2 separate regions of the Homo sapiens genome follow, and region 2 is linked to region 1. Evidence: chromatin contacts called from ENCODE Hi-C data. All regions are on one chromosome and are shown on one strand. Each heading gives the region's core, a stretch centred on a gene start or an enhancer-like site at or near the end of the contact. The rest is flanking DNA. Distances are from core to core; before and after follow the strand shown.

Region 1 (5,284 bases), core at 927-3,426:
AAACTTAGTAATGAAAAACAATACTTTCATGTCGCTTTGCCTCCCTGTCTTTCTGCAGAAGCAAATACTTATAACTCCTAGGTGATTTTTGATGTTTGCATTTTATTCCATATTTCTGAATAATATCTCACTATTTATTTGTTTATTTGTTTGTTTGCTTTTGAGGTAGAGTGTCGCTCTGTCACCTGGGCTGGGATGCAGTGGTGTAATCTCAGCTCACTGCAACCTCTGCCTCCTGGGCTCAAGCAATTCCCCTGCCTCAGCCTCTCGAGTAGCTGGGATTACAGGTGTGTGCCACCATGCCACGTTGGCCAGGCTGGTCTTGAACTGCTGACCTCAAGTGATCCACCTACCTCAGCCTCCCAAAAGGCTGGGATTACAGGTGTGAGCCACCACGCCTGGGCCCCATATCTTACTATTTCTATTCCTCAATATCTTTCCCTCCAGTTTTAGACATTATCTATTGACTTCCCACATTGGAAGATGATGATTTCAGCTCTTTTCCTCCTCTTTCTGCACAACACACACACACGCACACACACACATACACACATACACTCACACACACACACACTCATCCCAAATACCTCACAATCCTTCTTCCTATTCCCCTGACCTCTTGTAACTTTGGTTAGACCAGTAGACAGGTTTATGTTATTATTACCTCTGTACCTTATTCACAGATGAACCATGCACATGTATATATTTTTTTCCTTCCCCACATAACTTTCTGTATTCCCTGGGGTTGTCTTATTTTAAATTTGCTTATTTATAATTGTACTTTTCACTGTTTGAGCCTGAAGACCTTCATCACTTTAGCAAATTTTTTTGAGCCCTTGAATATCTGAAAATAGCTGTATTTTGCTTTGACACTTGAATAATGGTGTGGCTGTTTATAGAAACTTAGATTGAAAATAATTTCCCTTCAGAATTTTGAAGGCATTACTCTATTAATTTCTAGTTTTCTGTTGTTTTTTGTATCTTTAGAAGTTATTTCACTTTCTGGTTCCTCTGCATACGATTTTCCCCCCTCTCTCTGGAACTGTGTTTGTTTTTCCCTTTACCCCTAGTGTTCTGAAATTTCTCAGTGATGTGCCTGGGTGTGACTCTGTTTCCATCCATCTTGACGTTCTGACCAATGTTCTTCAGTTCTAGGAAATTCTCTTAAATTTTTTAATTGATGATTTCCTCCCTCAATGTTTTTTGTCCTCTTTTTCATGAAACTTGCTTGTTCAGATATTATATTCTCGGTACTGGTCCTTCAAGTTTCTTTTCTTTTCTCTTGTATTTTTCATTTTTTTCTACTTTCATAGATTTCCACAATTTTCTTTGCCAATCTTTCGATTGAGTTTTCAATTTCTAACCAGGTCAGAAAACAGGTTCTTCAACTTATCTGGGAAAGAAGTTCAGAATCTTTTCTAACAGGAAGTGGACTAGTGGCTTCCTGAAGGAAATGTTTGAACCACAGTGTCCAGCTTTGAGGTGGGCACATAGCAGGTTCATGATAAAACACAAAGAGGGCACTGGCCACAAGAGCAGGGCAAAGGCAAAGTAAATATAATGAAACTAAAAGCAAAAGCATGTCTAGGAATAAGATTACCTAGAAGATAAATCTACCTGAGATACGCAACTGATTTCTTCTGGTTAATGTTTATATGGCATCCAGATCCTGAGGGTTGGTGGGGTGTGGGTCAACCCAAAAAGGGGATCAATGGCCCTGACTTTAAATAGAAGAGGCTGGCGGATCCTTAGGATGTTAAATTCTCTTACACAGACATGCCACTTCAGAATCAGGCATTGTGGATTAAAGGTCTGCACTGAAGCCCCTCCAGTTTCAGAGGCATTGGTGGATAAACCTTGACTTGAACATCTCTATTTTCCAAGTTGTTTTGAGTTTTTTTTTCACTTATTTCTGATAAAATACACTGGCACGCTGAAATCATAAAGTCTGTCTGCCAATAAAATGTCACAGGTCTGTAGACTCCAAGGAAGTAGCTAGGTAAATATTTACATACACAATTGAATTTTCTAAGTGTCCTGTGTCCCTGATCTTTGTGGATGCTGCAACTACTTGCTAACAGATAATTTAGTATGTTGCAGAGACGTGAAAACAGGCAGATGCTTAGTTCCTAAGAGGGAGCCTCGCTGCTGGGCTTCCTGCCAGTTATGTGCCTGATGGGTCATGTCTCAACCTCTGGATTTCAGTCCCATGTCTAGCTTTTATTTTTTCCCCCTGCTTTCTGAAAGCCTTAGGGATTTGGACTGCTTCCATTCCCTGGTTCTTTTCCTCCTACGACTGACTACTGAGTAAAATGCTGTCTTCCCATCTCCCTCTTTGCTTGCTGTCACCAAAAATGAGCACTTAGGCTCTTTTTATTTAAGGATTTTGTGGATGATCTCTTCTTGTCTTGGGAATCAGCCTGTCCAGCCAATTTGTGAAAAACTCAGTGGCTTACTTCTGGTTAGAAGATTAATAAGCGCATGTGGATTCATGTTTGCTAAGTGAACGAAAGTGTTTATAAAATTGACAATTGTTACATGATTCCTAAAGGTTTTTCCCAGAGGCTTCCTAGCAGTCATTTGTTACACCTTTTCTTAAAACCTCCTTGGCTTGAGCCCCTGAAAATCTGATTGTTACCCTGGTCCATGTCTTCCTGTCCTCTTGGGTTTGCTAGGAACACTTTCTCTAAAGCAGTGTTTTTCAAACTTGAGCCTGCAAAAGAATCACCTGGTGAGCTGGTAGAACCACAGATTCTTGGGCCCTACTCCAGAGATCCAGATTTAGAGGGTCTGAGATGATATCGATACAGTTGGGCCAAGGACCACACTTTGAATAGCACTAGGCTAGACCATGAAGAAGAGTGGCTGTCATGTTGGATAGACCTGGGCTCCTTCACCAAATGTTCTTTCTGAGCTATGGTTTGGGCCCAGTCTTCCCAAAGTCCACATGGTTTCAGTGGAGTCTGTTTGTGGTACAACTCTTCTCTCCAACAGTATAGCCAGACCTCCAATTCCCTTAGCCAAGAGGAAGGAAGGCAACTATTCCTTATGGAAGATATAATCTATGCAGGTGATGGGCTATGTACATTTATGTATTTACTTCATTGAATGGTCCAAACAACCTAATGGTATGGCTGATGTAATTTCATAGAGAAGTTCAGTAACTTAACCCAGTATCATCAAGCTGTTATTCATCAGGGAACCTAGGCTTTGTACTTATCACTGAAAAGTGCAGCTCTCCTGCCCCAGAGAGCACTTGCCTGATGTCAAACCTTTCTAAAAGGCTCACTTTCAGTTCTGGGAAACACTCCCAATGACAGCAATAGCTGATATGCCCGAAACCTAAGGAACAACTGAACTTTTCCTTATTCAGACAAAGAGCTCTGCTTTCCTCCCAGAGTCTCTATGACTCACAGTTGCCCTCTGCCCTCATGAAAGTGCTCTGTAGAATTGCAGATCAGCAATGTTGGAAATAGCTCATAACAAAAAGTAATTAGACAGTTTCTGCCAATGGAAGGATGTCATTTTCTAATAGGCCTAAAGAGAAATTAGGTCAGATCTCCAGAAAATCAGGAGAATGGTTTAATGAAATGTAACGTACTGTATTTCTTCCTTGCAATTCTTTAAAAAAATTTCCTTTATAGTAGATGACCCTTTAAGGGCAAATGTATATTTATATATCAAATATAAATGCATACAACTAGGATTCTTATTTTAATATAAGAGAATAATACACAAGTGTAAGAGATTATGGTAACTGTTTAAGGCTGGCATGGGTCATGATTGATTTTGGGCTTGTCCTTATCCTAATACAGTAAGCTTTAGGTTCTCATTTTCCAGGCGCTGAGTGTGGAGGTGTTGGGATTTCTATTACCCTGCTTCCTTAGCTGCCAGCAGGGCTGTGCTACTTTTGATTCAGGAAGGCATGTAATATTCTTTACAATATTCTCTGTTTCAACCATTGCAGGGAGCCTGAATAAAGATGCTATTTGATCCTCTTATTCTTCCTCATCCCTTCCAAATCCATTTTTTCCCACCTCCCCAGTGTCTTTGAATCATGTATAAGTTTCAGAAGATTCACATCATCATAAATTATTGGCACATCCTGAAGTAAAATAGGGCCCTGTTTCCACAGTCTGATGACCTGGGTCCTTCTATTCCTAGTTTTGCCATATATTTAGCTATGGGAACTTGGGAAAGTCACTTCTATTCACTGGCTCCTACTTTTATTTTCTATAAGATTAGGGTGTTTCATTAAATTTTTTAAGATTTAAAGTTCCATGAAATTAGAATTGCTATAAAGAAATTTAATCTTCATTTTGAATAAACCATCCATTCAAACTGTGACAACTTCCAGCTAAATGCCTGAAAGAATTTTTCTTAGACTGTCAGCAGCTCATGGACTCTTTAAACCTAACTTAAAAACAAACAACAAAAAAAACCTTTTATGTAATTAACTGAAGCCTTCTGGCCTGTCCCTTAATTGTTAAGTGTTTGGGCAGGATAATGGAATGATGGACAAATTGATTCTTATATTTTTCACTTACGAAACATTGCTTTTCACTCAGTGAAAACTTTGCCATTTGCCAGCGGTGAGAAAAAGATATCAGTGCTTTCAAGCAATTTCTTCAAATCAGAATTTAAAGTATCAGAGAGTCAGACCACAGTACAACTCAGTGACTCAGCAGTGCCTTTCAAAACTGCTTCCTACAGAGATTCTGCAGATGAAGGCAAATAGAGCTCTGAATGTGGGGTGGAGAAAATTGGGAAAAGCTGAAGAACCCAAGAAAACCACATGTCTGACTTCTATCTTTCCATGACATCATATAAGCTCTTAGGTCTTTTTCTTTTTCTAAGCCATTCCAAACTTGGACATTAAATAAACAATCACTATATGAAGCGGTGCTTCCAGGGCCTACATGAATATCACGGGAAGCTGGGGACATCCCTGATGCTGGGGTACCAGATAGTACTGCTATGAACTCCCTGCCTTCTGTTCCATCTCCCTATAACATCTATCCTGATCAGGGGCAGTGTGACTCAGCCCAAATGGAAAACCGTATACTATGTAGGTCAGTGTAATGCCCAAGAAGCTTTTGGGTATTCCCTTGTGTAGGTCTCCATATGTTTCCCAGCATCTCATTTAAATACAAGTGGCTGTCACAAGATCAAGCCAAGTCTTCTTTGCTTGAAGAGTGTGGCCTGAGGTCCGTCAGAGTCCCCACCTTGGTTCTAACCTAGCATTTCTGGGAGGAGACTGACACTCCACTTGACAAAGTCCAGG
Region 2 (5,284 bases), core at 2,012-4,511, 98 kb before region 1:
TCTCATAGAAGGCATGCAGTTAGGATAAGCAATGACTAGAAGCTTATCAAAAAGAGATGGAAACGTCAGAGAAAGAGTCAGGGAAGGGTAATGTCTGCAACACTAATAAAGAGGAGAGGCTCAGGAATGAATGGGTGGCCGGGAGAGGGCAAAGGTCACGAAGAGTGAGGACAGGCCATGGAGGGGCGATGAAGGGTATTGTTCTAAGGGTGTCAAGCCTCGCCTTTAGGCAAATTCTTCTTTCTGACACACATTGAAAACAACTTAGTAATTAGAAACAGTGCAAAAAACATGCAGAAACATTGCTTATCAGTGAGAATAACTCTTTCTGCTAAATTTTTTTTTAACTTATTTTATTGTGTAATAAGTGGACAATTTACAGTTGTATAAATTTATGGGATACAAGGTGATATTATCATTTATGAATGCAATGTGAAAGAATTAAATCAAGCTAGTTAGTGTATCTATCACCTCAAGTACTTAACATTTTTATGATGAGAACATTTGAAATGTAGTCTTAGCAATTTTGAAATATAAAATACTCTATTATTAACTATAGTCACCATGCTGTTCAATAGAACTCAAAAAATCTCCATATTCCTCCTCTTTAACTGAGACTTCGTATGCATTGACTGTCATCATTCCATTCCCCCCTAAGGCCCTAGCCTTTGTAACCACCATTCTACTCTCTGCTTCGATTGTTTTAGATTCCACATATAAGTAACAATGTTAGGTAGTTGTCTTTCTGTGCCTGGCTTATTTTACTTAGCATAATGTTCTCATTCCATCCATTTTGTTGCAAATGATAAAATTTCTTTTTTTTTTTTTTTTTGAGACAGAATCTTGCTCTGTCACCCAGGCTGGAGTGCAGTGGCACAATCTCGGCTCATTACAACCTCTGCCTCCCAGATTCAAGTGATTCTCCTGCCTCAGCCTCCCAAGTGGCTGGGATTACAGGTGCCCACCACGATGCCCGGCTAATTTTTGTAATTTTTAGTAGAGATGGGGTTTTACCATGTTGGCCAGGCTGGTCTTGAACTCCTGACCTCAAGTGATCTGCCTGCCTCCGCCTCCCAAAGTGCTGGGATTACAGATGTAAGCCACTGTGCCTGGCTATTTTCTTTGTAAGAGCTGAATAATATTTCTTTATGTTTATATACCACATATTCTTTATTTATGCGTTGATGGACACTGCAGTTTGTTGCATTTCTTGGCTGTTATGAATAGTGCTGCAATAAACATGGGAATGCAGACATCTCTCTGACCAACGGATTTCAAGTCTTTGGGTAAATACTCAGAAGTTGGGATTGCTGGGTCATACGGTAATTCTATTTTTAGTTTTTCTATTTGTGGAAGAAAAATCAACACCATCTATTGTTAGCATGTGCTACATTAGACTTTTTCAAGACTTCTTGGTAACTTCTGGAAAAGAAATTTTCTTAGGAAGCAATTCTAATTATATTTTTATATGGCGGTGAAAAAGAAAGCAGTAAAGTTGTGAGATAAAGCTTGAAGCAGTGCTTTTTTTCTAATTTCTAATTTATATTTTTAAAATTTGAAGATGTTTTTCATTACCTTAGCTGAATTCTGAGTTTAAAAAGCAATAATAGCCGGGCCTGGTGGCTCACGCCTGTAATTCCAGGCATGAGAGACCTTTGAGAGGCCAAGGTGGGAGAATCTCTTGAGCCCAGGAGTTGGAGACTAGCCTGGGAAACATAAGGAGACCCTATCTCTATAAAAAGTTTAAAAAATTAGCTGGGTATGGTGGCATGTACCTGTGGTCCCAGCTACTTGGGAGGGAGGATTGTTTAAGCTTAGGAGTTTGGGGCTGTAGTGAGCCATGATTGCACTACTGCACTCAAGCCTGGGTAACAGAGCAAGACCCTGTCTCAAAAAATAAAAATATTTTTAAAAATTTTAGAAAGGCTATAATTGAGACTTTCAGCTCTTAATGTAATTTTCAGTAATGTAAGTTTAAATAATGTCTAATGAAGAGTGTGTTCTGTAGCAAAGACTTACAATTTTTTTCATCATTGTCAACCAAGGCTTTAAGACTACAGTTCTGAAATAGATGGGTTTTGTGCTGTAGAGAATTTTGAATCAAGATTTCAGAATTGTGTTCTTATTGTACCATCTCCAGCAACTCAGCCATCTTCCATGGATATCCAGTGTTCTTCTCAGGCATTCTTTTTGTCCTTCAGTTGGAAGACTGAGAGGTAGCCTTGCCTAAAGGATGATGGATAGATTAGATGGTATCCCAAGGACCTTTGTCTACAGCTTTCTGACTGAATATATTCGGGAGGGCGTCTGTATTAGTATGCAAGGGCTGCTGTAACAAAATACCAGACTGGGTGGCTTGAACAACAGAAATTGATTGTCTCACAGTTCTGAAGGCTGGAAGTCTGAGACCAAGGTGTCCCCAAGTTTGGTTTCTTCTGAGGCCTTTCTCTGTGCCTTGCAGATGGTTGTCTTCTTCCTGTGTCCTCACATGGTCTTTTCTCTGTGAGCATGCATGTCTATCCTGTGAGTGTCTGCGTCCTAACCTCCTCTTCTTTGAAGGACACCAGTCATATTGGATAGGGCCCACTTATAGCCTCATTTTACCTCAGTTACCTCTTTAAAGGCCCTATTTCCAAATATGGTCACATTCTGAGGTCCTGGGGGTTAGGAATACAATATATAAATTTTGGGGGACATAATTCAGCCCTTAATAACATCTACACTTGCTTTCTATGGCTTGAAATGACATTTTGCAGACATTTTTGTACACACCGCTCTGCTCTGGGCTCCGTAGCTTTGTTCCAACTTGCTGCCTCATGAATTGCCCTTTGGGCTTGAAAGAATTAAAAAATGTTCACAGTTTGCTTTATATGCTTCATAAAGGTATATATTTCTGTGGAAGTACTGTAAAAATTATAGACATCATGACATTCACCCCTAAGTAGTTCATTATATATCTCTAAAATATAACAACATTTTCCTACTTAATTTATTTGTGATTCTATTCAATGTTTATTTCTTCTCAAACTGAATTCAATTTTGATATTTTCTGGAAGCATTTATTTTTTGCTCTTTCTTAATCAAATGTGCATAATATCTTCTAGGTTGGTGTTTTATCAACATTTTATAATTCCTAAAGCATTCTGCAGTTAAATCACATTAGGAAATGCTGATATGGGTGAGTCTTGAGGATGTGGTTATGCGTTACTACTCATCATTTTAGTGATGCTATGTTGATGTTAGTCACTCCAGGTAAGGTTTACTCATGCTACAGTTTGTAATTTCTGTCTGCATGAGACTTAAAAAAATCATGCCTTGAAGATACTAAAAAAGTATCATGTCTTGAAAATACTAAAGTTTTAGATGTTGTTTTAAACCAAATTATTGAAGATACTGAAGTTTTAGACATGGTTTTAAACAAAATTCTAAACTCTTTTATGTGAAGCCCTAACCTGCTTTATTTATTGGAGATGTTCTCTTTTTTTTTTTTTAGTTCTGGTTGTGGTAGTGTTTCTCAAGAATATTTATTTTCTTTATCCTTAATACCTCATAGGAATTAACTTGAAAGTTCATATGAGAGACTCTATTCCCATTCCCTCTTTCTATCTTTATTCAAAGCCAGTTCCAGAATTCATAGAGCCGCTATGATATTAGCTTCTTAGTCCATTTGGGTTGCTCTCACGAAGTACCATAAACTGGGTAACTTGTAAAAACAGAAATTTATTTTTCATAGTTTTAGAGGCTGGGAAGTTCATGATGAAGGCACTGGCAGATTTGGTGTCTGGTGAGGTGTTTGGTTCCTGGTTCACAGATGCTGCCTTCTCTCTGGGTCCTCACATGGCGGAAGGGACAGCCAAGCTCCCTCAGGCCTCTTTTATAAGGGTGCTAATCCCATTCGTGAGCAGTCCACTCTCATGACCTAATCACCTCCCAAAAGGCGCCCCCCACCCTCCGACTCCTAATACCATCACCTTGGGGTGAGAATTTCAACATATGAATTCTGGGGAGACACCAACATTCAGACTGTAATGGCTTGTATCTACACCCCCATTCCAGAACCCTGCAAGGATATTCACTTTCTTCCACCCTGAACTACATTAAACTAAAACTTCTGGTGGTATCATCTCTCCATCAGCATTGCAAATTGAAATTCTACTTGATTGTATTTATTATTTAATATAGGTAAGTCTCACCCTTGAGCCTGCATGCTCTTTGAGTTGAGTCAGAAAAATATATTTGATAGCTTTCATGCAAGTTTCACCCTCTCTTCCCTCCAAGCCTTCACATATTCCACTAGCTCTGACCAGAATACCCTCCCAATTCCTTTTCAGAAACACTCTCATTGTTATATCACAACCTGAGTCACCTCACTAGTGGGCTATCTTCAGATTTGGCTGGTTGAGTCCACTTACACTCATCTCTCTAGGGGTTAGACTATATCCATTCTCTCTCTTCTAGATTACTTAAATGATTGTCAAATTATGTTCTTTTTTATTTTCCTTATTTGGATTTTATAATGGAAACACATATTATAGGTATAATCTTTGGTCCCACAAATTTTAAAAGCCATGTATAGCATGCTGGCCACCTTAGGATAGAATATTCCGCAGTATGAACTGAATTTTTTTATAGTAGTTTGCATCTAGTTCACTTAATTTTTTCAAAATGCAATTATAGCCAACATTTTTAGTTTCATACTATTCCTGTGAGAAAGGTAGAAGAGGTATAGGCATATCCCATTTCCTTACCAGTTTCTCTGAAAAGTGCATCATAAAGTGAAACATTGTAAGGAGATCCTACTTTCCTGAAGGGTCAATGTTAATTTGAGAGCTATGTACTTTAGGAAAAGCTCCCACTTACCTTAGAGCTATTCTAAAACAACATAGTGGGTGCCCAATGACAAACCTGGCAAAATGCTTTCACATATTTCTTCTCATTGACAGTGTTCTTTAAAATAAAGGACCAACCCAAAGAGTGTTACCTTTATCCTCTCCAGCATCCTCAATTCATTCAAAGGTACAAAAGTAGTTGCCTAATAGCAGATAGATGGAAGATTCCTGTCCTTCAAAGATATTGGACCTCCAGACACTTTGTTGACAGATATCAGATACCAGAATTCCTCACACTCAATGATAACCTGTAAGTTGCATTACTAGGGTATAAGACCAGAGTTTTAAAATGAAACATTATTATAATAGTGCTACAATTGGAATAAGGTACTATCTTAATTTAAGAATATAGACAGTTTTTGCTTGTTTGTTGACAATGAATTGTCCCCTGAGTG

What was found. A loop is a pair of places that touch in the nucleus more often than their neighbours do. Pooled maps may share reads with other maps.
Region 2: a loop to region 1 is called in a map of lower leg skin, with 5 times the contacts of the local background. The contact joins two enhancer-like sites. A Hi-C loop is called at or near these places in 2 of 168 maps with a recorded cell type or tissue (chondrocyte and lower leg skin) and 4 of 50 pooled maps.

The regions. Positions count from the first base shown.
Region 1 is chr4:147,359,968-147,365,251 of GRCh38, reverse strand. No RefSeq gene overlaps it. Among named protein-coding and RNA genes, the nearest start is that of MIR548G, 18 kb to the right of the region's middle. Within about 2 kb of position 2,176, at least 14 of the 41 ENCODE cell types and tissues checked have a DNase peak (open chromatin) inside an H3K27ac peak, as active enhancers do.
Region 2 is chr4:147,459,293-147,464,576 of GRCh38, reverse strand. It overlaps the pseudogene PRMT5P1. Among named protein-coding and RNA genes, the nearest start is that of EDNRA, 19 kb to the left of the region's middle. RefSeq lists an enhancer at 2,893-4,092. Within about 2 kb of position 3,261, at least 2 of the 41 ENCODE cell types and tissues checked have a DNase peak (open chromatin) inside an H3K27ac peak, as active enhancers do.